Linked DNA regions of Homo sapiens: all the other regions are linked to region 1. The links are chromatin loops, found by intact Hi-C in ENCODE. Cell type or tissue: PC-9. All regions are shown on one strand. Region 1 has its middle 14 kb from the start of LINC01742. Region 2 has its middle 100 kb from the start of NKILA. Region 3 overlaps LOC107987284 (a long non-coding RNA gene). Region 4 overlaps PMEPA1 (prostate transmembrane protein, androgen induced 1). Region 5 holds the start of ZBP1 (Z-DNA binding protein 1). Region 6 holds the start of LOC105372694 (a long non-coding RNA gene). Region 7 has its middle 100 kb from the start of LINC01742.

Region 1 (4,000 bases):
GGGTGCGGCCAGGTAGGAGAGGCCCTGCTCATCCCCACAGAGCCGTCAGTCCATCGGAGGAGGCTCTGCTGCGTCCCAGGCAGTTCAGAGCTGTCACACACGGGACTGGGGGGGAGCAGCTGTCCACCTCGTCTCCCTCCCGACCCTGCCTGGCTCCTGAGCCCGAGTGAGGAGGCTGTGTCGGAGTGATGGACGAAAGCCTGTGGGCAAAGAGAGGAGGTCCAGGCCACTTCCCTGCAAGCAGTCAGCTTACCGCAGGCACCCGTCGTGCAGCAAATTGTGCTGAATCAAGGAGCAAGTTTTGATTCTTACTCAGGACAGGACTTTTTCCACTGCTAGACTGAGGCCGTCTGTGACTCACACTGACCACAGGACTGTCTACTGCTAGAAAGCGACCAGCAAAGTCATGGTCATCGCCTGAGCTCCCATCTGGTCAGGGACAAGGCTCCTTCCCAGTGGACAAGTTTAAAGGGCCAGTGGATGACAAAAATCAGATTGGCTTCCTGAACACATGGGCTGACTCTCATCTGTCCAGTATGTTCCCAGCTCCACTGGCTGGGGGCTTGCCACAGGTGGGGCCACGTGTGACTTTCCTGCCTTCATTGATCCGGAGCCTCGCCCCATCCATGGGGCATCACAGGCCTTCAAAAAGATGTATTGAAGAGATGAAGAAATGTGATGGTCCCACAGGTCCTTAGTCATGGACTATCTTGAAGCGAGGGAGGCCCTCACTGTGGATCATGGAGCAGGGAGAAGAGCTGGACGTGAGGGTAGGAGAGGGGATGGTACCTCCTGCTGCTCTGGGTGCAGCCCCGTTCCTGGAATGCTTTGGCAGTGGAGGACGAGATGCTTTCAGCCTTGGAGAGTGGTATGGGCGTGTACAGGGGGCCCATCCCAAAGGGGGTCCCAGGTGCCTGTTGGAAGGCACCCCTTTCTCTGTTCCACTCCCCTTGCTGTCTCTGAAGTTGCTGCATGATAATTTCTCTCCACCGTTTCCTCCCTTCTGTTTTCCCCTCTCCCTTCCATATTTGCTGAGCACCTAGTATGTACCAGGCCTTGCTCTAGGCGCTGGGAAGTAGCCTGAGTGAATGTCTCTCCAGTGCCTCCTCTGGGCAGGTGCTACTCCACGTGTTAGGGTCCGAAAGTGAACCAGGCAGCCCCGGCTAGGAGTCGGCCATCAGAGCTGGTGCCGGGGTGGACCCAGAGATCCACCCAGGCGGAAGGAGAGGCTTGAGGAAGGACAGACCATGGTGCGTCCCAGGGCCAGAAATTAGGCAGGTGTGAGCAGAACACGGTGAGCAAAAACGTGAGCGGGAAGATCTGTGGTCAAATCACGGAGGGCTCTGTGAGAGGCGTTTTGACTGTCTTCTGCTTGTGAGAAGCCACTGAAGGTTTTGATCAAGGAGTGATAACAGCAAGCAGGATCATTCTCACACAGGGGTCTGTCCCAGAGCGGGCTTTCCACAGGAAGCCACCGAGCCACCCCTTTCATCAGCCTTGTCTGGGGCACCTCCTGGGGGGAGGATGCTGTCATTATTTCCCTTTGGGGGTGGCCTCTGGAGGGGACCACCCGGCATGACCTCCCATTGACCCATCTCTGCCCAAGTCCGTGGCTGTTGGGTTCTCTGAATGGCCAAGAGATGAATTCATCGACCACCTCCTGCAGGGCCACTGTCTGAGCGTGTCTGCTGCTTAATCAAGGGACAAGGACGCTGTGTTCCGGGCTGGGCTCGCCAACATCCTTGATGAGTAACTGGGACAATCAAGAAACAGGGAAGTGGTGACAATGCCACTATTGTGCTTTCATTCCAGAGCCCAGAGCACCAGGTCTGCATGGCAGGCTGGGCTGGCAGCCGCAGCTGCTGGCAAAATCCCCTTCAGCCTCATCAGTCACCCTGGTGGGGGGCCCAGGGGAAGGTCCAGCTGCCCCCAGGGGCTGCCACCTCCGCAGACCCACCAGGGGCTCACAAAGCAAACATCTCTTCTTGTCTAGACAACAAAGGCGGCTTTCTGCAACAGACCCAGGCACATACGCACATTGGAGGGCATTCGGATTCATTTGTTCATTCATTCATTTATTCCTTACTCACTCAGTATTCATCCAGTCCCTTTGAGCATTTCACCCAGAAGATGAAAATGAGCAGCCGGTGCTTAACAGGCAATCATGTTTTCCACGTCAGGCTGAGTTTTCAGATTCCATGATCATGTTTCATCCTCACAACAGCCTCGGGCGCTGGGTTCCGTTAACCTCGGCTGCCCGGGGCCGGGTGGCTGAGTCCAAACGCCTCCTGACCTCTCTGGATAGTGTGGTCTTGGGCCGACTCCTTCACCTCTGTGATACGATACAGTGGGAGATTTTAGATACCTCTTTCCATTTTAATTTTCAAAGATCTAGAGACAAAACTATGAAAGTATACCTAGAGAAGCTCTATATAATTTAATTAATAAATTTGATCCTATAGATGGGTGAAGATGAGACCACCCAGATGGGTGATACTACCTAGATTTTCATCAACAGTAAAAGGACAAATACATTATGGGTTTTTTCATCCACCAGAACACAATGCAACTACTCAGGAAAGTTGACACACATAGCCACATCCAGCAATGTAGGGGAATCTTGCCTGCGTAGGGTAGATCGAGAGCACCAGACACAAAAGCATTTGTATTTTAGGGTTCTGTTTACATAAAGTTCAAAAACAGGCAAAACTAATCTATGCTGTTAGAATTCATGATAATGGTTATCCTTGGATGGGGTATAGAGAATTTCTAGAAGGGACACCAATGGGGTTTCTGAGGAGATGGTGATATTTTATTCCTATATCTATGCACCGGTTATAAGGGCATGTTTATTACATACAAATTCATTGGGCTGACATTTATGATTTGAGGAAAGTTTTGTAACTATGTTAATCTTGGTAAGAAGTATGCTAAAAATCTAAGATTTATAAATAAAACACAACAAACCAAACTAAAAAATTATGTCCTAAACAACTATTGGGCCAAAAAGAAAAACCATAAAAGACCTGGAAAATACTATTCTTCCAAGAATTTGTCCTATGTAATTAATCATGGGCATGTGCAGACATTCATCAGAGAATTTTTATTGCAGAATGATTCAGAATATTCAGAATAAGAAATTGAGTATTACCGAAGTGTTTAACAAAGGAGATTGGGTGTATATCATAACACAACCAGACAATAGAATATTGTACAATTATTAAAATTATATCGTACAGAAAAATACGTGATGATGTAGAAAGGTTTGTATTGTATTATTAAATGGTTATGATCATTTTTATAAAAAAATTCTTGTGTCCTTGTTTATTGGACAAGGAAAAATAACTGAATAGAAACACACCAAAACATCAGCCGCCATTATCTCTGATAATGGAATTACAGGTTATGAGATGATTTTGTATTCTTTTTTACATTTTCCAAATGCTCATCTGTGAATATGTATTATTATTGTATTCTCCAAAAAGTTTGTTTAAAACAAGATAACTCTATTTTTGCTCTAGCAGTTAGCACGTGCCCAGTACAGAATAAATTTCTAGTTGACATTTCTTGAATGAATGAGCGGTTGGTCTCTAGGGTAAAACCTAGAATGCTGAGAAGGAAGACAGGAGTGACTGAGATATTTACCACGTCTGACTGGATGAGGGACATTTTCATGGAGGATGTGGGGCGGCAGAGTAGCGGCCTAATAAATGTTTGTAAAAGGAGGGAAGGATGGGCAGGAAGGTAGAGATGGTGAAAAATCACTTTCCAGGTTTAGGCACCAGATTGAACAGAGCAGAGCAGAGAGGATTTTACAAATGTGATTTCTGAGACGAAGAGACCCTACACCACCCTTTCCATCTTTTGAGCCTCCTGGTATATTAAAACCATAAAGAAATACCAATGCACGGTTGCAAAATTGCAGCATACTTCATATGGTCACATTTAATAAATAATAACTTATATACAAACTGAGATAATGCCAGCTTGAAGAGGCTTA
Region 2 (4,000 bases), 210 kb after region 1:
CCAGCTACTCAGGAGGCTGAGGCAGGAGAATCGCTTGAACCTGGGAGGCAGAGGTTGAAGTGAGCCGAGATCAGGCCACTGCACTCCAGCCTGGGCAACAAGAATGAAACTCCACCTCAAAAACAATAAATAAAATAAAATAAAATAAAATAAAATAAAATAAAATAAAATAAAATAAAATAAAATAAAATAAATCTCCAGCACACTCTCTCTTTGCTCCTACAATGAGGCTCAAACTCCTCTGTGGTCCACATGGCCTGGGAGGTCTGGGGACTGTGGAGCCCTGCTTCATCTCCCATCATTAGCCCCTTCCTCTGCCTCCAGCCTCGGCTGCCTCCCCTCCTTCCTGTTCCTCATAAGCACCATGAGATCAAGAGCCATGGCTCATTCTTGATGGCACCCCAGGGCCAAGTACTCAGTAGGGGCTCACTAAATGTCTGTTGACTGAAATGAAGGAACAGGTTTCTCAGGAAGCTTCAAGGGGCCGAGGGAGTTAGCACTTCCTTGTCAGATCTGGCCTGACATGAACATAGAAACTTTTCGTAATTATTCCTTCTTTAGCAGTGGCAGAGAATGCTGGCTGCCTTCCCTTAGCGGGCTCCTTGTTCCTGAGTGAGAGAATCCCCAGCTGACTGCGTTTCCCAGCCGCCCTGCAGCTAGGGCACAGTGAGAGGAACACGCTGTTTGGAACTGCTGGGGGGAGGGGCTCCTTAAGCGGTGGACAGACAGCTGCGGGTGCCTCTTTTTGCCTTGCCCCCTGTCTTTCACTGGGTTCTTCCAGAAGCTGACTGTAAGTCAAGAATTCAAGTGCAAATGGAATTTTTCCAAGGTAGAGGGAGGTGAGCAAAGGGAGAAACCAGCGAAGAGCATAGCAATGAGTAGGCTATGGCAACCGGAGCAACTGGAGGCCAATCCTGTGGCCATCTTAGGAGAAATGTGTAGAACGAGCCTCTCAGAGTTATCCCACCCCAGAGGCAAGGAAGCTGAGGCACTTAATCCACCAACTCCCTGTCATCATTGACGGCTTCTCCTGTCCCTCCTACCAGCTCACCCTGCAGGGGCCAAGGGTCAGCGTTCTGCCAGGGCTTGAGGTGGGACACTCCCGGCGTACACAGGACCGGTGAGTCAGAGGCAGCTGGTGCAGCCCCAGCCCTCCCTCCTCCTGCGTGGAATGCAGAGGTGTCGGATGGAATTCCAGCAGTCATATTAGAGCACGATGCAGTCTGGAGGATGGAAGCCCCATGCTCAGATGGATGAGCCAACAAGCAGAAACACCTAGGACCTTGCCGACAGCACGGAGCTGCCACCACAGCTATGGACAGCCTACCTGCGGTCCAGGAGAATCCATGCCGAGATTAATCCACAGCTACTCCTGGTGTTTATTACCAGCAGCCGAATGCTCCCAACCGATGCATCATGCGATGGCCATGCTGCTCGTGCCCATTACGGCTCAGCTGCTGCTGCTGCCGGCAGTGATGGTAGGGAGCGCAGGACAGTGCCTGACACGCACAGCTGCTTTTGCATTTACGCACTGTATGTGCCTTCACTTATTTAGTCTATGTCATAACAATCCTACGAGGCAGATACTGTTATTATTCCATTTCGCAGGTAAGGAAACTGAGGCACAGAAATGTTAAGCCACTTGCTTAAGGTGGCGCAGTTTGTGACAGCTGTCTGGCTGTGGCTGGTTGGCCCACACCTCCCCACTACAAGACACCACCTTCTACCTCAGGCTAAGCACCTTCCTGACATCTTTGAGAAAGTCATTCCGTTCCCCACCCACTCTTCAGACTTTCTACAATGACAACTTTGAGATTTCATTTTGTGTGTGAAATAAGCCCATCAGGCTTGACAAAGAAAAGAATATGATGTCTCAATAAGCCTGTCTCAGGACAAAGTGCCTCTGTGCAACTTAAAGAAGCTTTTCATTAGAAGATGGGACAGAGGATGGGAAGAAATTCCTCGGAACCTGAGAGAAGGCTCTGGATTCCATACAGCCTGACAGCTGAGGGGCCCGGAGACTGTCCTGCGTGTGACAAGAGCTGTTCTACAAGAGCTAAGCCAGGGCAGGCCCTTCTGGGATACGATGCAAAGCTCATGCCATGGTGGTGACAGTTCAGTGAGGGCTGGCATGCACTTCCCACACATGGTAGATGCTCCATGAAAGGCACAGTGGGGACGGGAGGGGCGGGCAGGGAGACAGCGCCAAGTAGGGAACCTGTCATCTTTGGAGCCAGAGAAGGCTGAGTGCAGTTCCCTCTTCACCTTGTGCCCCAGGGTGGATTGTGCAACCTCCCAGTGCTCCCATCTCGTCATCGGTGAGACGGGGCTGCTGGCAGCTACAACTGTCAGTGGGTAAGGGACGTAGTGAGACAAATGCGGGCCGTGAGATTGCCCTCTGGTGCTCCATCCTGAAATCAAAGCACAGACACCCATGCAGAGATGTGCAGAGGCTCCTCCCACCGGGGACAGATCTGGGTTCTGCCACTTAGCAGTTGCGCCACTGGAGCCTGTGACTCCAGCTCTCTGAGTCTTGGTTCCCTCATCTGTAAAAAGATCAGATCATAATAGAGCCTCCCTCATCAGGGTCTTTATCCACTCATTCAATACATCTTTATCAAGCATCTACTATGCGCAGGGCCCTGTGCCAGGCCTGGGAGATACAGCAGCGAACAGCGTTAATGAGACTTCACCCTCACAGTCCAGGGCAAAAGTACGGTTGTGATAAGTGCTACAAACATAAGGGACTGTGGTAGGAGGGCTTGACCTTGTCACATGCAAAGGTCCTGTGGTTGAAATGATTAAACAAGATAAAACATGTAAACCTTTCAGACTTAATGGCTGGTATATATTGCATGGGAGTGCTGTTAGTATTTTCTTGAGCCAGTGCTTGGAGCATTCACATCAGCTGACAAACTCGCCCTGTGATTCTGCACTCCAAAAGCCACCTTCTGCCTATGAATAGAAATGGACTGGTCACTCATCCCCAGGATAGATTAAACAAATCCAGCGGCCTTCTGGTTGGATGTATGAGCTTGGTTAAGGCGTGACATGGGCCAAGCTAAGCAAGCTGGCACCATCAGGTTTCTCAGCCTGCAAGCATTGGTCCCTGACTTATACTGAATTCACCCAGCAGTCAACCCCACCCTGGTGGCAGTCACTCAGGTTGGGGGTGGGGGCAGCCAGCAGCATTTTGCAAGAGGACATTTTCTCCCCGATTGGAGTAATTCCAAGGATTAGAAATGAGGTGCTTAGGACACGGAACAGTCCTTTTTGTCACTTCCTCAGACCCCAGAAAAGTCTCTTTTCCTGGCCTCAGGCAAGCTGGGTGCTCCAGGAAACTCACAGCCCTGTGCTCTCCAGACATCAGCCAAGGGGACTGAAACATCCACAGAGCAAATGTCAACTTTGCATTCCATGTCCCAGCATGAGACAGGAGCCCAGCCAGGCCCCACTGCAGACAGAGACTGCATTCGCATGTCACCCCTGCAACCTCATTTCCAAATTCAAACAAGCTAATGTCTCCCATAATGGGCCTCCATTCCTGAGAACAGATATTTTGTCATTGCCTTGTTAGAGGAGGAGTCTGAAAAGGCTGGTGAGCGACATAACAAAGCATGAAGGCGGTCCTGGAAAGGTTGTTGCCAGGTGTGAGCCCATAGCAGTGGGTCTGGGGGGACCAGGACAGACGCCGGTCCACCTGTCCGCATCCCTGGTTCCAGCCTGAGGCCCATCCTAGGGTTGACCCCATGTTTACAAGGCCCACTCCAGACACTCAGTGTAGCTGCGCTAGGGCCAGTGGGAAGATGGCCAATGGCTGTTCCTATTCCAGAAACTGACCCCACTGCCAGGGCCACTCAAATGTCAGAAGGCACCGCTGGTCCTCCTGGAACTTTACTAGTGGGGACATTGAGGCTGAGAGAGGGAAAGGATGCAGCTAGAGCCGCAAAGCAACCAGAGCACAGCTGAGAAAAGCAAACCCTCACCTCCTCTCAGCCCC
Region 3 (4,000 bases), 110 kb before region 1:
AGGTATATACGGAGAGAGCTGATGTTCAAGACAGGAGGATGGATGAACCCTTTGACAAATGGGAGAACATGAAAATGGAACCAATGGTCCATGGATACAGAAATCAACTCTAGAGGAATTAAATACTTACAAGTAACACAATAATCATAATAGTATTGCAAGAAATGTGTGATACTGCAGTTACAATCTAGGGGCCAGGGAGACTGGAAACCCAGAAGCTATAAAGAAAAGATGGATTTTTTATTTTATTTTATGAAGTTGAGAAGTTTTGCCTGCCCAAGAGATCACAAAGGCAATAAACAAAAGGCATTCCAAGAAAAACATTTATAACCAAGAAGTCAGACAAAGGGTTAACTTCTATGCAATACAAAAATTCAAATAATCCAGATGTGTTTAAAGCGAAATGTGAATGTGTTCCCCCTGCCTGCAAGCCCCTTCCCTGGGGGAGATCACTTTTAATGGTTTGATGAATTTCCTTCTGGATGCTTTTTTTCCCCGTCATGCTGCAAAAGGAATTAATTTTAGTTTTCCTCTGAGCTGCAGCGCTGGGAGAGCGGGAGAGCCAAGCTGCCTTTATTTTTATCGATTGCCCTTTTCCCCAAACCTGCCATTTGCATCTCACCTGCCATATCGTGCCATTATTTACTTAATCCTTTCTTTTACATTTACACACTTTTGAAAACATACAGTTATTTTAAAAAGGAAGCTTCAAGTCATGACCATAAGTGAAAAACCAGTGCCATTTGACCTATGTGGAAGGCAATGGTCATAAAAATAATGAAAGCTGATGTTACGAAATTCCAGTTTGGTGCTGTAGCTGCTCACTCTCTCTATTAAAAAGGGTGGTGGCAGCACTGGGGAGGTGCTGAAAATTGACTAGTCCCCACTGGGGACTCTCCTGGGCCAAGCAAAGGACTAAAAAGGAATAGCTCTGTCAGCGTGTGTATCTGTGGTTTTGATGCTACGTGTACCTCACAAATCACCTTGTGACCCCCCAGTTTGGGATGTGCCCTCCTTTCCAAGAACAGTTAATTCGATGGGACTGGATAGAAGGAGAAAAAAGCAGGTCTTCTTTTTTTTTGGAGATGGGGTCTCACTCTGTTACCCAGTCTGGAGTGCAGGGGCATGATCATAGCTCACTGCAGCCTCCACCTCTCTGGTTCAAGCCATTCTCCTGTCTCAGCTTTCCAAGTAGCTGCGACTACAGGCATGACCCACCATACTCAGCTAATTTCAACATTTTTCTTGCTGTGTTACCTAGGCTTGTCTTGAACTCCTGGGCTCAAGCAATCCTCCCTCCTCAGCCTCCCAAGGTGCTGGGATTACAGGCATGAGCCTCTGTGCCTGGCCAAAAGTAGGTCTTCCTGAAGTCAGCACAGTTTAGAAGTCAGTCTTCAATCTTCCAAATACCACAATTTTTCTTTAAATAAACATGCATTCAGAGGAGAACTCAAATGGAAGAAAAACATGCATAATCCTACCAGTAAATTTTCCAAAACTCCTAATGCAGTTTTTTATGACTTGAACTTATCAATATAGTATTTTGAGATGCACTGAAATATTTAGAGAAATTTGGTTGTAACCAATGACAACTAAATACACTTGCCTGTTTTTTCAAAAAAATAAAGGAGTAATAATTTGGTGAAGTTTTCAGAGTGGTTGCCAGTCACTGCTAGGAAAGATGTCGTTAGCTTCTGGCAAGTCAGAAAAGTAGGATGAAGAATCTGATCTTGAAATATCTTCTTTTTTTTTTCTTTTTCATCTTGCTGCTTTTCTTCCCGACACTAAAAGATTTGTCTTCCTGACAAATTGATGTAGAAAGCAGCACACCTGTGACCCAAAGAGAAACTTGAAAATGTGTGTCCTTACCATGCGTTCAGATATTGTAGCTTTAGTGTAAGTTTTAGAAACGATTTCAGTAAAACATGCCTCTTCTAGGTCATCCTGGGATCAGCTCAGGGTGAGGCCCTGGGGAACACAGGATGTGGTCTGTGAACAAAAGGAATATTTGTGCCCGCAATTGACTGCAGTGGGGAAGGGCTCTGATTTCAAACAGAATATTTCAAAAGGCATTGCTTACTCTTGGTCTTAGAGCTATGCTCTGACTGGCTGTATTCCAAAGAAGTCCAGAAAGAGAAGGCGATATTTCAAAGTATTATTTCTTTGTTGCATTCTTCACTCCCTGTAATCACATGTTTCTGTGTATTATCATGTGTTTAATGTCTGTCTGGCCAGCTGCTCTCCATAAGGGCAGGGCTCTTCTCTTGCCCACAGTGCCTCACTCTGCCTGGCACACACAGCAGAACGAAAGAAAAATGGAAATGAAGGTTTATATCCCAAGATATAAATACATAAAACAAACGAGTGTGTTCTGAGTGATTAGCTTGATAATTGCAGACAGTGCGTCAGCCTTCCTGTGGTCTCCTGAGGACAGTTCGGTAGCTAAAAATCTCCCAGCGTTGTCAAAAGCAAGTGCCCTAATTAAGTTAATTCAACTAAGGCAAAGAAGGGAGGAAAGACGGCTGCAGTTTTTTGCAAAGGAATCAAGGGGGATGGAAATAAGAAAATAATTCGCTAGGGGAATAAAAACTGCAAGCCCATCTGAATGAGATTCTCATTTTCTCATACCAGCTTCCCCTCGAGAAGCCAAGTTCCAAGCCATCCGCAAAATGATCACTCAGCATCCACCGGACAGATTGGTGGGGGCCGGTGGGGGGAGGAGGAAGGAGGAAGCAAAGAGACAACACCAGCACCACTCACTGGCTCTCTCACTCTCCGCATTCAACAAGTCCGGAAGGATTTGGTTGCCTGGTACAAAGCCTTTCAGGGAGAAAGTTTGAAAGGCCTTTGGAAATGTTTAGAAGCTCTTCTAAGATGGCATTTTAAAAATTACTTATTTGGATAAAATATGGCATTTCATAGTTCCATTTTGAACATATTTGGAATAAGTAAAGACAAAAAAGAAAGAAAAGAAACAGGAATTTGGATTCTCAGGGGAAGTGGACCGAGATGCTCACCCTTCCCTGCTTCAGTGAGGCCTGGGGAGCCATCAGGGGCCTGTGGACATCGTTCTGGATGAGTTTTGTTCATTTTGCACGAGGTCTAAAAACAAAAGCAAAACAATTGTGCTTTGAACCTGAAGGCAGCTCCTATTTCTTTCTGTGCCGCTCCTCCCTCCTGCGTCCTGGATCTGAGTGTGGGTTTCATCTGCGGCTTAGCAGTGGCGCATGCTGAGCGCGTCCTTTCATCCGTCTGACCCTCAGTATGCTCAGCTGTCTAGTGGGGATGGTGAGAGCCCTGGCTCGCAGCTCAGAGACTGCTATAGAACGGAATGCGGTGAGGTTTGTGAAGCCGTCACTCAGAGCCATGGCCAGCCACTTCTTAGCTGGGATTACAGCTCCGGCAGTCTTGCCACTTCTGGTAACTGATTGTGGAATTGACCTTCAGAAGAAGACGTATGGAGGGAAAGGGAACACAGAGGAGACACAACCCAAAACAGAAATGTGAAAATACGCCTCAGTTTTCTGTTGCAATTATTAGCGCAATAGCTCATACTGAGCCTCTGCCTCAAACTACAAAGCACTGTAACCCATTATCTCGGGCATGTGTGTGCGTACATGCACAATCATTCCTACTTTATACACCAGGACACTCAGACTCAGAGAGGTGAACTTACTTGCCTGAGGATCCACAGCTAGCTGGTTGAATTGTACCTTAGACGCCAGCTTTCCCGGCTCCTTACTCCCGCCGATCCCAGGACACCCCTGACAAGGGTGGCAGTCTGATTTCCTGAAGACAGGAGCTCAGAGGAAGATTAGTTTGCTTTAAAGGGGAAAAAAAAAGAAGCTGACAGTTTGGGGGCACTGGCATTTTGGCTGCAGATTTATACATGCGGCACAAGCCCTCAGGGAATCGGCTTAGAAATCCAAGGCGCATTTGTCAGTTAAATCCAAAGGGAGAGGAGAAAGATCTTAGTCCCTGCCCTAGCGGTGCTCTGTGT
Region 4 (4,000 bases), 320 kb after region 1:
TGGACCTCAGTGTGGAGCTTCGTGTCCTGGGCTTGGGGCATGGCTGCTGAGGTGGGTGTTTGAAGGGCCTCATTGGAGTGAGATGGGCTGACAGGCAGTGGTCCCTCTCCCCTTGACTCTAGCATGCTCTGAAGAAGAAGAAGAAAAGAGCAGTGTGGCTGTGGCACCGGGATACCAGGTCACAGTCATGGCAGCCTCACTTACCGGCTTTGTGGCTCTCAGGCCTATTTTTCATCTAGAGATAGAAGTGCTGGGAAGCAGTCCTGACTTCCTCCTGTTGTGAGGGCAGCATGGACCCCCCTCCCCTTATTTCCTGAATGCCTACCATGTGCCAGGCACAGCACCACATGCAGCCCTGCAAGAGCTACTAGACTTGTCTTACATGGCGCTACATGCAACCCTCCAAGAGCTACTAGACCTGTTTTACAGATAAATAGACTGAGGCTCAGAGGGCAGAAGTCAATTGCCCAAGGGTGCATGACTCGTAATTGGCCCCACTGGATGTCCAGCCCACTGCACCCATCTGTGTCCTAGCCACCCTCCCATGTCAGTTCCAAGAAATCTATAAACCCGAAGCAAACGGTAGCACATGAGAAAACTGGAGATGGCACGTGGATGGTCATTTAAAATTTAATAGTTCCGTACTCATGTGAATGTATGTTAGGAAAAATATAACAAGCACATTGTCGATTTCGTGAGTATTATTGCTTAAGATCGGGTTAAGTAATAAGTAAACCAATTGAATATTTTATTTCAGTTGAAAAGAAAAATACTGAAGAATTTTAATGCCTTTAATGGGGTACTTGAGTATGGCAAAAATCGGGAAGGCTGAGAGTGTCATTTGGGAGCTGTGTCCCAAGTCCCTCGTGGGCCTTTAATCAGCAGTTACAGATCTGCAGCTCCTCCTGTAGGATGGAAGCACTTTGCTCTTTGGCCTTTTGAGGTCACCCAGCTATTTGAAGGTCAGGGGCAACTCGATTCTAATGAGATCAAGGTCACAGGGTCATGTTGCCCCCAGGAAAGTGGGAGATGGAGTTCTGTGGTCCAGGCTGTGGCCCTGCTGCAGGGCTGGGAGGTGGAGAGGTGTGGACAGAGAAGGACCTCCCATCCTCACCGGCAGAGAAAGCTCAGAGATGCTCCCAGCTGGTGATGAGGCTCCAGCCTGAATCTCAGCCTGCTGCTGATGATGGAGAAGCCAGCACTTCACTGAGTACTTCCTTGGTGCCCCGTCACCACCCAACACCTCCTCACAAGGCTTGCAGAAGAGCCTGCTGAGACTCAGAGTGTCTGTATCCTGCCCCAGGTCGCAGCTGTGTGGCATCCTGATCTCTGTGTATTTTAACCAAGATCTCGATGTTCCCTTTTTGTAATGGAAAAAAAAAATCTCCTTAATTTAATTGTTCTGTGATGTCTGAAATGGGTGGATATTCTGCAGAATAGGTCTGTGACTTATTATTTAGCCTCCTCATGTACCTTTTTAGCTCTGGGGAGAAAGACAATTGGAAGCAAGTGAAGAAAAGGGCTCAGGTGTGTCCCAGCCCCAGGCCTTGCAGTTACACCTGCCACCTGCTGGCCGCCACCGTCTGCTGGCCCCCACCTTCGACTTTTACTGCTAGGAAAAGTCCCGGGGCGGGGAGGTGTTGGGGAAGTTCTGCCGCCTGTCTGGCTTGTGGTTTGGCAGACCTTCCTGGATGCAGGTCTCGGATCCTGGGCTTGAGTCTCATCCTACAAGAACTAGGGGGAAAGGTCGAGGAGGCAGCTCCTGAGCCCACTGGCTCTGACTTGTGTGGGGCAGGGAGGGCACTTGGCACTCTGGGCCTGGTCTCTCTGCTCATCCTGTGGGCCTGCCTCCTACCTGACTACCTGTCTAGGAATTTTTATGGCAGCCCGCAGAGGTACTGCAGGTCGGCTGGAATGTGAGATCCTGGCCCTGGGAGGCGTGGGGTAGGCGGGCTTCAGACACAGCTCCTGGCTGCTGGGCAGGAACGCAGAGCGAGGCGGCCACTCCCGGCCTGCTCACAACATAAGCGTGAACATCGTGGTTTTGCCACTTCGGGACTTGGCTGAGTTTTGCCACGTTTCCTTATGCCCTGATTCTGCCAGGTTAATTCTGATTAGGTTTCGGTTTGACCACTGCCTGGGACACCTTGACCCACAGCAGGGATTGAGATAAACAGTTGATTATCATGAGTTGTGAAAGATGGAAAATAGTCCTATTACCAGCAGCACTTAGGCAGCCCCCTGCTCCCTGAGACATTGCTGAGTGCTGTCCTGTAGAACAGAACCCTCCCACTTAGCCTGGCCTGGATCTCTGCCTTTTCTTTCCACAATGAAGAGTATCCAGGCAAGAGGAGGTGGACGGAGGTTCCTCAGGCTCCAGGTGACCATGGCTTCCACAAGCCGCCCTGCCAGTGGCACCCGGCTGGCATGGGGTGGGACAGCCACTTGGCCTCCTCTGCATCTGGCAGCCTCAGCCCTCGAGGAATTGAATCCTCCTGGGGCCAAAAGTGGCCGTGCTCGTGACCCGCCAGCTGCAGGCCAGGTACAGACCTGGGCCCTTGGAAGGAGCAGTGGCCTGGCAGGGAGGGGCTTCAGGGGGACCGGGCTCAGGAGTACTGGGCATCCTGGTCATGAGGTGGGAGCTTCGCTCCCCTGTCTGGGCCGCCCTGTGAGTTCCTGCCACCAGCCCTGACAGACCATTGCTCACCTGCCCCCATGACTCTTCCCACACCTGGTGGGCTGTGCCTTGGTGCTTGCAGCTGCCCAAGTCCAGGGGAGGCCACACCCCATCCATAGGGAGTGAGTGGTCACCACGTAAGAGTGTCCTCGGGGTTGCGTCTCCTCTATGAGCCTCTGTTTCTTCATCTGTAAAATGGGGATTGTAATAGGCACCCACTACACAGGGGGCATCGTAAGAATTAAATGAGACAGTTTGTGGCAAGGGCTCAGCTCAGTCCTGGGTGCTTTGTAAATGCTCGAGAAACAAAGCCTGTTCTGTTTGTAAGACGTAGCCAGTATTGGAGGAGTGGTGGCTCCGTAAGCCCCGGGACCTACCCGTGAAAAGGGAGAAGAGGGTGATGGGATGTGAAAAGTTGGGAGGCTCGTCGGGGAAGGAGATGTGAGAATGAGGCCTGCAGTGTGAGTAGGAGTTCTGCCCAGGGGGAGGTTTCAGGAAGCAGCCCGTCCCAGGCACACCCAGGGTTCTGTTTCCCCTCTCTGCAGATGGAGGTAGTTGTTCAAGACCACACAGCGGGGGTGGCTTTGGAACGAGGGCTGCGGGCACCAGTGAGGTGGGTCTGAGCTCCTCTGTGAGCATGAAATGGACAGTCTGGACCGGGAGATGGTGCACCCAGCCTTAGCTCGCAGCTTCTTCCTCTGAGAGGGGTGAGAGTGAGGGTGAGGGTCCTGCCTCCCCTGTCCTATTCCCACCTCTGCTGCAACCTGTGTAACCCTCAACAGCAGAGTAATGATTTTCTTCGGGGGAAAACGTTCTCCCTACCCCATCCCTGAGGAAGCAGGAAAGGAGTTTTGGGGAGTAGGAGCTGGCATCAGCTCAGGGGAGAGGAGCGGTGCCAGTGGTGCCTGTCCCTGGGGCTGCTATAGCCTGGACACCTTCGCCCTCCTAGACCAGCCCAGAGACTGTGATTCAACTCTCAGTCAGTCTGGGGCCTTGACTGGTCCTCGGTCTGTTCCTCCTCTTTCAGAGCCTGCACAAGAACCCCTAGCGCAGCCCCTCTGCTGGAGGGACCTTCGGAAGAGTTGGGGAGAAGGAGGCTCCCCTCATGCCATGTTAATGGGAGGGGACACCAGAAGGCTGGGTGGCATTTGCCATTTTGCACAATTAGGAACCTCGCTAATGGGTAATTTTACTCAATATTTCACGCCATTCATGAACTCATCTGACACATTCATTGAGCACCTACTGTGTGGTGGGCCTAGTGTTTTGGACACACACAACCGTGAAAAAGACAGGCCAGCTCCTAGTGTGGCAGACTGGAAA
Region 5 (4,000 bases), 400 kb after region 1:
AGGGAAGTCCTCTGTCTCAAAGGCCTCTTCGGAGGACGCTCTGGTCTTGCCAAGTTTACAGCTCCTCCCTGTCAACATCAAGTCAGGTCCCCAACTCTGTCTTGCTCATCCACCTGGCTTCCACTTTTTTTTTCTTTCAAAAGACGAACAGAGAAGTTTCATTTTCTTTTTCTCCTGAAACCGAATCTGGCCGGCCTGGCTAGGCATCTATTTCCGGGCTGTAAGCAGCTGACACCTGCCCAGTGGAAGCTGGCATCCCTCCCCTTGTGGGTTCAGAGCTGCAAGAAGCACCAGGCTCGGCCACTTCAGAAGCCCCAGCCTCGACCTAGCCCACCCTCTCAGGGCCACAGTGCAGAAGCCTGCACACCTGCCAAGTCTCTCCGACTCCTTGCAGCTGCTGTCAGCATGGCCCAGGCTCCTGCTGACCCGGGCAGAGAAGGTACAGTACTTCTTCCTTCCAAGGACCAGCGGTAGCTCCCGGGGTGAGATTTCTACTTCTCTTTCCTCCTGTTTCGCTTGGTCCAGATCATGATGACAATAGCAGTATCCTAAAGAATAGTAGACCAGCTGGGCGTGGTGGCTCACGCCTGTAATCCCAGCACTTTGGGAGGCGAGGTAGGTGGACTGTTTAAGCTCAGGAGTTTGACACTAGCCTGGCCAACATGGCGAAACCCCATCTCTACTAAAATTACAAAAATTAACCGGGCATGGTGGCGCATGCCTGTGATCCCAGCTACTCGGGATGCTGAGGCTGGAGAATCGCTTGAACCCGGGAGGTGGAAGTTGTAGTGAGCTGAGATGTCGCCATTGCACTCCAGACTGGGTGACAGAGTGAGATTCCATCTCAGAAAAAAAAAAAAAAAATAGAAAGGGACAGCATAGCCATCCCCCTTTGACAGCTGACTGTGCCCCAGGCACCTCGAAACATGCTTTCCAAGCATTTCCTGATGGCCTGCAGGGACAAGTGCCATGTCATTCCCATTTTATAGATAACTGAGGCCCTGAGAGGTGAAATGACACTCTCAGGGTAACACAGCTGGCGAACGCTGGTGTTAGCGTCTGAACACCCATGTCACAGTCATATCGAGAACAAAGCGGTTTGCTTTGATGAGATACATGTGTGCCTTTGTTCCCCCTTGTTGCATCCTTTCCTCAACTAACATTTCATTCATTTTATTCCTGGAAGAGTTGCAATGAAAGCCAATAGTGTATCGAGTAATTGCTGTTCTCTAGGGTCTCCACTAAGCGCTGTGGACTGTAGGTGAAGTGTGGTTTTGCGGTTTGGGGGATGTGTTTGTTTTGTTTTTAATCCTCACCACAATCTTTGAAGTAGTTATTACTGTCTCCATTTCACAGAAGAGGAACCTGAAGCCGGAGGGGAGGTCACACAGCTAGTAGTTGGCAGGGCTAGGAGCTCAAACCCAGGAAATCAGCCATCAGAATTTTAAAAAACCAACACAGAGTGTGCCCCGGGAGGGCTAATGTCAGGGTGTGGCCCAGGAGCCGGGCTGACCGCGGAGGTCCTGTGGAGCTTCCTCTTCGGGGACTCACGGGTGCTGACGCAGGTTCCGGACTCAGCCCTCGCTGGCTTTTCTTGTCTTCCTCCCCAGTTGATTTTCCTTTTGTGACCAAATTGTTGCCTACACCTGCTCCATTTTACAATTTCCCATTTTCAGACACAGTAGCCTGGGACTCAGCAGTCGAGGCCAGCCCAGGGCCAGTGCTTGTCCTGCATCCACACCTCTGACCCCCATCTCCTCTGGGGTGTGTGGAGCCGAGGCAGTGGCTCCCTAAGGTCAGCCTTCCAGAATCAAAACTGCGGCCAGGCGCAGTGGCTCACGCCTGCAATCCCAGCACTTTGGGAGGCTGAGTTGCGGGGATCACCCAAGGTCAGGAGTTTGACACCAGCCTGGCCAAAAAGGGAAACCCTGTCTCTACTAAAAATACAAAAATCAGCCGGGTGTAGTGGTGCGTGCCTGTAATCTCAGCTACTTGAGAGACTGAGGCAAGAGAATTGCTTGAACCCAGGAGGTGGAGGTTGCAGTGAGCCGAGATCACACCACTGCAGCCGCAGACCAGGCAACAAGAACGAAATTCCATCTCAAAACCAAAAAACAAAAAACTCTGCGAGACAAGGTGAAGCCAGGTGTGAAGTCAGGTGCATGGAGGTGCTGCTGGCTGCCGGTGGGGGAGTTTGGTGGGCGCAGGAGTGGGAATTCCCAGGTCTTCTAATTGGTCTTCACCTGCACACGGCAAGCCGGTCAGCGTTGTAACCATCAGGGTGAGGCACAAACTGATTCTTCCCTCCCCTACAAGTGCTGTGACCAAGGAACCCTGGGCAAACCTGGAGAATCCTCTGAACAGGAAAGAAAGCCCAGATGACAAAGGACTGAGTCACTGTCCTGGAAGGGGAACTCAGGTCTTTCCAAGAAGGGCTCTCCCATGCACTGCCCTCAGGTTCCTTGAAGCAGAAGCTTCCTGGTGACAGGTGGGGCCCCCGCCCACAGTGGCTCTCCCAGGCTGCTGGCTGCCAGGTGCTGCCCGTAACCTGCGTCTGCCCCAGCCTCATCTCTGGGCAGAGCAGCTGGCTTTGATCTTTTAATCATTGTGTGAGCTAATGGTTTTGATTTTTAAGAGCTGCCTCAGGAGGAGCAGGGGCCATTTGGAGAATTCCTCCTTGAACCTCTTGGGGTCCTGCTTAGTCCTCATTAAACTCAGGCCAGGAAACAGCAGCACATTGCCAACTGGCCAAGGAGAAGCTACCCGGGCCCTGCCCAGGGTCTATTGGGTAAACGTCTGTCCCTAGAGACAGACACTCACTCATTCAGTCCTTTTTTTTTTTTTTTCCAGAGATGGGGTCTTGTCCAGGCTGGAGTGCAGTGGTGCATTCATAGCTCACTGCAACTGCTACCTCCTAGATTCAAGCGATCCTCCCACTTTTAGCCTCTTAAGCAGCTGGGACTACAGGCATATGCCATCGTACCTACCTGATTTTTCTCTTTTTTTGTAGAGATGGGGGTCTCACTATGTTGCCCAGGCTGGTCTAGAACTCCTGGCCTCTAGGGGTCCTCCCATCTCAGCCTTCTGATGTGCTAGGATTACAAGTGTGAGCCACCACTCCTGGCCCCATTCATTCATTCATTCATTCACTCAGTCACTCATACATTCAACTGCCATTTCCTGAGCACCTACTGTGTGCCCAGCACTGTGCTAGATGCTGAAGGTACAACAGTGAGCCATGCAAGCACAGCAGGGGACACTAGGGGAAGTTCTGCAGGGGACCCACACACAAGCAGCGTCCCAGCCACTCTGGGACACAGAGACAGGCTTTCCCTAGGAAGTGGCATCTGAGGAGGCCTGGAGGTTGAGTAGACATCATACAGGTTGGGGCGTGAGGGAAGGGTGCTCCTGGCAGCAGGAACAGTGTGCACAAAGGGGCTGGGGAGAGTGGGGCTGAAGGGAGCACAGACAGGCCAGCACTTGGAGGGAAGTTGGGGGCAGGTGCAGGCCAAGCTGGGTGGTTGGCAGAGCCAGATCTGGAGGGTACCTGACTGGAGCTGGCGGGCCAACGGGGAGCCTATCACTGTACCTAGGAGATGGTGAAGAGGAAGGGGGTGGTGCTGGCAGAAAAGAGAGGAGTGGGGGGATTCCAGAGAATCCAGGAATGGCATTTCCAGGGCTCCACGACTGGGCACTGGGGGAAAGGTCTGTTTCTGATGTCTGGTCGGTCTCTGGCTTGGATGGATAGTGGCGCCATGGATGGATGGTGAGCTGAGAGGAGGGCACTCCCGGGGAGGATGGCGATGGGCATCAGGTAAACCCAGGCAGGCGTCCCAGGCAGGACTTGCCTTTGCGCTCCCAGGTCCCCCTGCCTCCCTCTGGCTCCGTCCTTCTGCCCTCTACTCCCCTCTGCCCTGAGGACACCTGAGAGCTGAGGAACCCCACTGCCCTCTGGAACCCACACCCGGGGAGGGCACAGGCGAGGTGGCACCTCCCCTGG
Region 6 (4,000 bases), 160 kb before region 1:
GGCCCGGCTGACACCTTGACTTTTGACTTCTGCCTCCAGACTATGAGAGTCAATCTGTGCTGTTTTAAGCCCCCTAGTCTCTGATCGTTTGTTATGGCAGCCCAAGGAGACTGATCCAGGGTCAGTGGTGTGTGAGTGAGGCCAACCTTCTCCCCTGACCCGCTCTCTCTCTCCTGTGTCATCTCCAGGGGTCCCACGACTCCTTAAAGCATGCTGGTGCCGGACACAGTGGCTCATGCCTATAATCCCAGCACGTTGGGAGGCTGAGGCTGGTGGATCACCTGAGCTCAGGAGTTCGAGACCAGCCTGGCCAACATGGTGAAACCCGTCTCTACTAAAAATACAAAAATTAGCCGGGCGTGGTAGTGGGTGCCCGTAATCCCAGCTACTTGGGAGGCTGAGGCCGGAGAATCACTTGAACCCTGTAGGCGGAGGTTGTAGTGAGCTGAGATCACGCCACTGCACTCCAGCCTAGGCAACAGAGCGAGACTCCATTTCAGAAAAAAAAAAAAAAAAAAAAAAAAAAAAAAAAAAAAAAGCATCCTGGAGGGCACTGTGGCTGCTGTCACAAATTTCAGAGTGTAAGGCAACACAATTGTGCTACCCCACAGCTCTGGAGGTCAGCATCCGTCACAGTCTCCTGGGCTAAAATCCAGGTGCCGGCCAGCTGTGTTCTCCTCGGGAGGCTCTAGCGTAGAATCCGTTTCCTTGCCCGTTCCACCTTCTAGAGGCTGCTGGAAGGAGGGGTGGTGAACCTTGCCTGGTGGGGAGGCCTGAGGAGTTAAGAGATCCAGAGCCCCTGGGGAGAGACCACAGAAAGAAGCAGGAGGGAGGGACCACGGCTAGGGTGAGGCAGGTGATGCCATCGCCTTGGGTGCAAAATTTAAGGAAATGCTAAAAAAGCACAACTCCCAAAACCCTGTAATCAAGATAGAGGATATTTTAGTGTGACTTTGAAAAAATCAAAATCAATGCAAAAAAATTCATGATATACAAAATATTAAAGCTTTTTTTTTCTTTTTTCTTTTTTTTTTTTTTTTTTGAGACACTGTGTTACTCAGACTGGAGGGCAGTGGCGGTGTGATCACAGCTCACTGCAGCCTTACCTCTCTGGACTCAGGTGATCCTCCTGCTTAGCCTTCTGAGTAGCTGGGACCACAACCGTGGGCCACCACACCTGGCTAATTTTTGTATTTTTTGTAGAGATGGGGTCTCACCATGTTGCCCAGGCTGGTCTCCCACTCCTGGCCTCAAGTGATCCTCCCCGCTCAGCCTCCCAAAGTGCTGGGACTACAAGTGTGGGCCACCTCGACTGGCTTAATATCAAAGCTTTAAATAATGACAGATAAATAACAGCGCTGGGCCTAGCCGTATTGCAGCCCTAGGCAAAAGGACAAATCAGTACTACTGATCCTGACTTCATTTACAGTTTTGATATTTTGTTCTTGGATATGCTTGCATTGATTTTGAATTTTCAAAATACGATTTATTTTGAAGAACGATTTTTTGGGCTCTCCCTTGAATTTCCCACCCCATGTCATCCCCTCTCCTGGCTGTGGCGGTGGGGGTGGTGCATCTGGCAGTGACCGGCTGACCCGGGAGCCAGGGGTGTGGGCAGTTCCGGGGGCCACCCACGCGCGGGGGTGTAGACGCTGCGCCGTCCTGCTTCCCCCTAGCCCTGTCCTCTGGGGACAATCCTTTGCAGGAGGTCGTTCATCAGTGTTCCTCAGCCTGCGCCAGGCCAGCCTCCCGCCTTTAAGGCGTGCATTGTTTTTCAGCCTGGCCCCTGTGAGACCCCAGTGCGTGGCCGGGGAGGGCGCTTCACCCACGCGGCGCGGGAGCAGCGCGGAGCCCGCAGCTGAGGTCCCGCCCGGCGCCCGGTTCCTGCAACTCCAGGCGTGGCCAGCAGGGGGCGGCGTGGGCACGCTCGAGGCCCCGCCTGGGACCCGGGGCATTTCCTTCCCTCTTCCGCGGCTCTGCCTTCGTGCAAACGACCCTGACCCGGGGACAGCCCGGGTACTGCTCTTTAACCCCCTGCTGCTCAGGTCCGGCTCCTGGGGAGGGAGGGGCTCTGTGTTCTGGTCTTGCGGGGCAGCAGCGTGCTTTTCTTGGATCTGAATTGGGAAACCATGAGCAGACCCAGGCACTCAGTGTGTGTTGAATGTTCCCTGTATCTCCAGATTCTTCACGCAGCCTAAAGAGGCGGCCAAGCCTGTAAGTCTCACTTTGCAGATGTAGAAGCAGAGGCTCAGCAGGGCAGATCTCCTCCCGAAGTCCCGGGACCATCAGGTAAAAGGTCGAGTCATACTCAAGTCTCCCTGCTCCACATCTGAACGCATGGCCTCTGTCACCTTGTCTTGTGAACAAGGCTGGTGTGGACCCAGGATGCAGGGTCTCCACTGAACTCCGGGGGGTTGCCGAGGTGGGAGCGTGACCAGGAGCCAGGGCGGAGTGCATGACCCTGCCCCTGGGGCCCCTGTCCTGTTTGTGGCAATGAAGAGTGAGGGAGAAATACGGAGAGAAGAGGAAGCATTTTGTGAATGGCTGCAGCAATATGAGTCTCCACTCCTAGGTCCACCTTCCAGTCTCCAGGGGGAGTCCCTGGAGAGCCTAGAACCTGAATTGTCTGTGTCCCCACCTCCAAGCACAGATCCAGCACTGAACAGCACCTGCACTGGTTCTGCCCAGTTCCCTGTACTCACCATTCCAGTCTGGACCCACATCCCAGGAAGCTAAGTTCCCCCAAGAGCAGCCCCCAGCCAGTGATGGTGGGAACGGAGGATAAATACCCCAGCTCCCTTGCCCCACAGGTGAGATAACCCTGAGGGTGTCCAGCACCTCTCCTCTGGGGCCCATGTGGCAGCTGGCCTTGATGACACCTTGATTAGCCTCCTCAGTCTCACCTGCCTACTCCTTGGACTTCCTGGGACCACCTCCCCTATAAACTACCTGCCCTCAAATCCTCACTTCAGACCATGCCTCTGTTAAGCAGAGACCCTTGATACCACTGTGATGGTGGTGATGTTAACATTCATTGGTGCTGTTTCTTGAGCACTTACTGTAGGCAGACGTTGTGGAAAGGGCTTTGTGGGGTGAACTTCATCAAATCCTTGCAACAGCCCCATATTGTGATGAGGAAGCCGGGGAGGTGGTCACGGGGCTGCTAGGATTCGAACCCAGGTCTGGAATGAGGGAGTGAATAAGTGATGGGGGCCTGGATTCCTCCCAGGACAGTGGCTTAAGATGGAAACTAGATATTATGGAATGTGGGCATGTTTGGGGAAGCCAGGAGCACATCCCAAGGCTTTCAAGAGTCACTCCCACAGAGGGCAGTTCACTTTCTCAGTCCCGGCCAAGTCTGGCAGGGGAACCCTACTTTCCTCTTTGTGTGTTTTATGTCTCACTCATTTTCTACAGTAGGTAAATATGCATTAATTTTCATAATTTGAAAAGAAAACCATAAAAAAGTAAGGCTTTCAGATAAAAGCACACTTGGACACGTTAGTTGGGAAAATGTAGCTAAAGGGAGCTCCTGGCAGGATGCTTGGTCAAGGGCGGTTTCTGGGATGAAGATGCAGCCGATGACTGAGAGGCTGATTCGAGTTGATCCGTGGAGAAGCCACACCTCTCAGCCTGCACCCTGTGCGTGGCGCCACATGGTAGTGGTGGCTGAGGCTCGGCGGACTGCTTTGGTGAAGGAGATGAGACCTGTGAGAGCTGCTTAGCGATTTTTGTTGCAAACTGAGGAAGTATCTGGGGTGGATTAGGGCCCAGACTAGGGAGGGAGCTGGGATTGCTGTACTTTCACAGAGGGTTTTCTTTCCCAGGGTATGGGGCCAACACTTGGTCATGGGGCTTTGGTTTCTCCAGGTGTAGGGAAGGACCCTTGGCCCCTCTGCTTCAAGGCAAGCCCGTTGTGTCTGACCCCAGGCAGCAGGGGAGGGTTTGGGCCCACTACCCTGGTGGTCCTCCCCGGGGTGAGGACAGAGGCTTGAGAATC
Region 7 (4,000 bases), 120 kb after region 1:
CTCCACATATAAGTGGACCCCCCAGTTCAAACTGGTGCTGTTCAGGGGTCATCTGTATTTGATAAAGTAGAAAAGAATTGTCTTAGCTGTCTTAGACCAATCAGGACTCATTCCCTGGGACTGGGAACATCGCAGGCCCTTATGACTGGGGTTGTTTGCCTGGAAGCAGGAGGGGAGCTGGAGGGATTGGCCGTTGGGGAAGCAACTATAGGCTGTCAATAACAGCCTTTAGTTTAAAGCTGGGGAAGCAACTATAAAACAAGAGGCAAGTTTACATAAGCCAGACAACAAAACAAAGCATGGGGTGTCTTTTCAGGGAAAATCACTGGGGTTGGGGAGGTGGGGGCTCAACTCGCCACCTGCTGCACCTCTCTGTGGCCTTTCAGTACGCTGGCTCAGCACTATGCCACAGAAAGGCCCTGGATTAAGACATTGGAGGTGGGACCCCTCCAGATGCCATCACCTCTGTCCACCTGGGACAGACCAGGCAGGAGCTAGGATGCATCTCTACAGTCAAGGAAGCCACCGTGCTTAGCGCACTCACTCTGCACCCAGCGTCGAGCTGACAGGCACACACATATCCATCTATTTCTCAAAACGAATGCACGAAAAAGATGCAAATTTTCCCAGTTTTACGAATGGAGGAAAAAGGTTAGAGAAGTTAAGGGACGTGCTCAAGATTAGCTAGCAAGTAAGTGGCTGTGCTGAGAGTTGGCCAAGGTCTACAGAACTTCAGAGCTTGTTTTGGGTTTCATTTTTTCTTAAACCCTTAATACCTGTTGTTTCTCTTAGCAAGTGGACCACACACTAACTTAGCAAGGTGAAGGCATGGACAGTAAGTGGGCGCTGGGTCTCAGGGTGGACCAGGCCTTGCTCCTGGTGATGGGGGCCTCACCTAGCACACACCCCATCTCCTGTGGAGATTGCCAAGTCCCAAGGCTTCCTGCCTTCCTCAGAGGCCCTGGAATCCATTCCATCACCAAACCAGAAGCCATCCATCCAGAGGGGAATTTCATCCTAGGCAGTGGTCTGTCATCCAGGGTCAGCAACGAGGTCCCAGAGCAACGACGGAGGCTGTGGGGTGAACGAGGTATTTTAACATCAGGAGAATCCTTCCAGGCCCCATTTGGACTGAGTTCTGATGGTCTCTGAGGGGGCTGTATTTTGGGAGATCCCATCACTGTCAGGACAGGCCAAATGCCTTGGGACCTGGCAAGGCTGTGGTTCTGTGGAGCAAGAAGGGGCTACTCTGGTCCGGCTTGATTTCCTTCTGCTCTGGCCACCTAGGAAAGGCAGTTGTGTGCTAGTGAAAACCATCAGCTTTGGACCCCTGGGATCAAGGCCCCGTTCTTCCCCTCCCCAGCCACATGACCTTGGGCAAATCATTTGACCTCTCAGCCTGTTTCTTTACCTGTAGACAGGGATGGTAACAACTTCATCATTGGGAAGCTGCAAATTTAAAAGAACCAGTGGGAGAAAAGCCCTACATAGTACAGGCGTGCAATTCAGAAACTGACCAGCATTACTGCTGGGGCTGAAATGGTTGCTTGTGGTTAATCTGTGGTTAGGTAAACCATGCAATGAATCACTTAGAGCTCTTCCCCCACTCTACCCTACCTTCTCTCCTTTCTGTGCCCTTAATCCTCTCTTTTAGCCACTCCTGTGGTGCTGGTATTTGTCTCCTGGGAGGATGTGTGCTGAGTATAGTGAATAGAACCAACCCATATTCCAGAATCCTCTTCCAGAATCTTCTAGAATCTTCCAGAATCCTCTAGAACCCCAGCCCCTCTGCTCATTTGTGGTGACACCTTGGGCAAGTTTCTTTACTTCTCTGCACATCAACTTTCTTTTCTTTTAAGAGGGCAAAATGTCTCTGTTGGAGGAGCAGGAGGTTTGGAGAATGAAATGTGAGGACCCTTAAGCACCTTGCTGGCTTCCAGCCTGTCACTGAGACTCCAGCCAATCTCTCCACAGCCTTCTGCCAAACTCACACCTTGGTCAGAATTTAGGACTCAGGGACCCAGCTCTATAAGGAATTGTCAGATGGTTAGCTTGTCATAAATACGGGAGGGAGGAGAGGCCTGGGCATTTAGGAAGTTTTCCCTTCACTGTGCTCTCCAGGAAGTGGATGCCCATGCTGAGGTCCCTATGCACTGGCACTGCCTGGGACTGGGATTTGGAGATGTCAGCAGAGGAAAGCAAAGGTTCCTCTTCCAGCAAAGCATCTCCTAGCATCTCTGCACCTGTCTGAGGGCCTGGCTCTAAACCTGCTCCAGTGTGGGCTGTACAGGCAGATTTATTTGTGTGGAAAATTAAAACTTCATGTTGACTTCTGTATATTTTCCTGACTGTGTCATTCAAGGATTTGTAAAAGACCTTGAATTAAATCTGCTGTATTATGAGCTAGGGGAGGAAGACAAGAGGGAGTGATGGAGTGGGTGTGAGTTCCCTACTCTCCACAAAGCCGGTCTGCCCTGAAGTCACCAATGCATCACAGCCCAGCACGCCAGCCCAGGGACCCTTGGTCTGCCACCCTGAGACCTCCAGACATTTATTCTGTGCCCTCCATTTCTGCTTCCCTCCGACTCACCTTATGCCCCTCACACAAGGCTGGACACAATGATAACCTGTTGAATGATGATTTGGGGGTAGGGGGATGTGTACAAGACACTTTCATACGGGTGTGAAATTGCTGGAGAGAAATCCTAGGACATAGAGACAGTCTTTGTTAGTCCCACTACAAGGGCTCCAGGAATCTTACCAAAGTCTAAAGCTGTGGTAACCAGTACTTGTGGCTATTTAAATTTAAATGCATTGAAATGAAATAAAATTTAAAATTCAGTTCCTCCATCATAGATGTTTCAAGTATTCCATAGCCACCTGCGCCTGGTGGCTGCTGTCCTGGACAATATATACAGAAAGAACAGTGTCATGAGCACAGAAAGTTCTATCAGGGCTGGACACGGTAGATCACACCTATAATCCCAGCACTTTGGGAGGCTGAGGCAGGAGGATCACTTGAAGCCAGGAGTTTGAGATCAGCCAGGGCAACAAAGTGAGTCCCCATCTCTACAAAAAAAGGAAAAGAAAATTAGCCGGGCATGGTGACACATGGCTGTAGTCCCAGCTACTCGGGAGGCTGAGGTAGGAGGATCGCTGGACCCAGGAGGTTGAGGCTGCAGTGAGACAAGATTGCGCTCCAGCTCCATCAAAAAAAGAGTCGAGATTTTTTTTTGTGACAGAGCATGACCCTGTCTCAAAAAAAAAAAAAAAAAAAGAAAGAAGTTACATTGTGTTAGAGGAAAGCCCTGATTTTTTTTTTGAATTAAAGATTCTATTGGTGTTTCTTGCGTAAAAACAATGACACTATTTGTCAAACCATTTAGAAAACACAGAATAGCACAAAAGAGAGTAGAGAGGGACCCAGGTTTGGCTGCAGGCTTAGCAGCTTGCTGCACCCCAGGGCCCTCAGCACAGACCCAGGATGGGCAGAGGAGTAGACGCAGATGTTCTGCAGCTACTGACGTTGCCAAGGCGGGGCAGAGGATGCCAGGCAGGAGGAGGACCAACACCTGAAGCCCCTGCCCCAACACTTGAGGGACCCTGTGAAGGGCTCGAGGCCCTGTGGGTGAAGGGAAGTCTTAGTCAAGACCCAGACAGAAAAATGGAGTCCAATGATGGACGTGCATGCCAAAATCTCCATATAAAGGTGGCAGAAGAGCTGGAAAGCCAAGCCCCAGGGCAGTGAGAGCAACACAGATGAGCAACAGCAGGAAGTCCCCACTGCCCCTGGGCTAGCAGGACAAAGGGAGGAACTGTGTTGTCTGAGCCCCCAGCTGTGAGCTGAGGCTGCCTATGGGGAGCTGGAGCCACAGAGGAGACTCACCCACTGCCGACTGAAAGAGGGGGACACACCTGGGTGTCTCCTCCCTCCCTCCCCTCAACCTTCCTCTGGGGCCTCCCCTTGGCAGAGCACAGAGGGAAACGAGTGGGAGGAAGG

Evidence for each region. A loop is a pair of places that touch in the nucleus more often than their neighbours do. Peaks named below come from ENCODE experiments on the same cell type or tissue, not always from the same donor. Only the 100,000 strongest peaks of a DNase experiment are listed, where the experiment ranks them.
Region 2: it touches region 1 in a loop (6-fold over the local background); 2 of 110 quality-filtered maps call a loop at or near these places.
Region 3: it touches region 1 in a loop (12-fold over the local background); 3 of 110 quality-filtered maps call a loop at or near these places.
Region 4: a loop joins it to region 1, with 8 times the contacts of the local background. A loop is called at or near these places in 5 of 110 quality-filtered maps.
Region 5: a loop joins it to region 1, with 2.4 times the contacts of the local background. A loop is called at or near these places in 3 of 110 quality-filtered maps.
Region 6: it touches region 1 in a loop (4-fold over the local background); 6 of 110 quality-filtered maps call a loop at or near these places.
Region 7: it touches region 1 in a loop (9-fold over the local background); 3 of 110 quality-filtered maps call a loop at or near these places.

What each region holds. Positions count from the first base shown.
Region 1 is chr20:58,015,545-58,019,544 of GRCh38, reverse strand. No RefSeq gene overlaps it. Among named protein-coding and RNA genes, the nearest start is that of LINC01742, 14 kb to the right of the region's middle. In PC-9, no CTCF peak of the experiment used is centred here; DNase peaks (open chromatin) are centred at 354, 1,734 and 2,184; H3K4me3 peaks cover 348 bases; H3K27ac peaks cover 3,877 bases.
Region 2 is chr20:57,808,135-57,812,134 of GRCh38, reverse strand. No RefSeq gene overlaps it. Among named protein-coding and RNA genes, the nearest start is that of NKILA, 100 kb to the right of the region's middle. In PC-9, a CTCF peak has its summit at 2,427 (motif pointing left); DNase peaks (open chromatin) are centred at 494, 1,114 and 2,294; H3K27ac peaks cover 1,095 bases.
Region 3 is chr20:58,130,049-58,134,048 of GRCh38, reverse strand. LOC107987284 (a long non-coding RNA gene) reads right to left here. Exons shown (of 3, transcript XR_001754693.2): 2 at 3,018-3,102; 3 at 222-2,287. LOC107985434 (a long non-coding RNA gene) reads left to right here. Exons shown (of 3, transcript XR_001754692.2): 3 at 2,632-4,000. Among named protein-coding and RNA genes, the nearest start is that of CIMIP1, 19 kb to the left of the region's middle. In PC-9, no CTCF peak of the experiment used is centred here; DNase peaks (open chromatin) are centred at 788 and 2,038; H3K4me3 peaks cover 2,300 bases; H3K27ac peaks cover 3,987 bases.
Region 4 is chr20:57,691,092-57,695,091 of GRCh38, reverse strand. All of the region lies in intron 1 of PMEPA1 (prostate transmembrane protein, androgen induced 1), which reads left to right. Among named protein-coding and RNA genes, the nearest start is that of PMEPA1, 17 kb to the left of the region's middle. RefSeq lists an enhancer at 1,466-2,285. In PC-9, CTCF peaks have their summits at 1,339 and 1,542 (motif pointing left); DNase peaks (open chromatin) are centred at 371 and 1,801; H3K4me3 peaks cover 2,503 bases; H3K27ac peaks cover 4,000 bases.
Region 5 is chr20:57,616,701-57,620,700 of GRCh38, reverse strand. It overlaps ZBP1 (Z-DNA binding protein 1), which reads left to right and starts at 275. Exons shown (of 8, transcript NM_030776.3): 1 at 275-439. The coding sequence starts at 406. RefSeq lists enhancers at 26-315, 446-495, 1,576-1,685, 1,863-2,722. In PC-9, no CTCF peak of the experiment used is centred here; a DNase peak (open chromatin) is centred at 2,410.
Region 6 is chr20:58,177,637-58,181,636 of GRCh38, reverse strand. LOC105372694 (a long non-coding RNA gene) reads left to right here and starts at 1,958. Exons shown (of 3, transcript XR_936926.3): 1 at 1,958-2,045; 2 at 2,181-2,289. RefSeq lists a silencer at 1,796-1,855. In PC-9, CTCF peaks have their summits at 1,709 and 1,909 (motif pointing right); a DNase peak (open chromatin) is centred at 2,206; H3K4me3 peaks cover 1,099 bases.
Region 7 is chr20:57,900,241-57,904,240 of GRCh38, reverse strand. No RefSeq gene overlaps it. Among named protein-coding and RNA genes, the nearest start is that of LINC01742, 100 kb to the left of the region's middle. RefSeq lists enhancers at 3,059-3,686, 3,687-4,000. In PC-9, a CTCF peak has its summit at 1,502; DNase peaks (open chromatin) are centred at 1,580 and 3,790.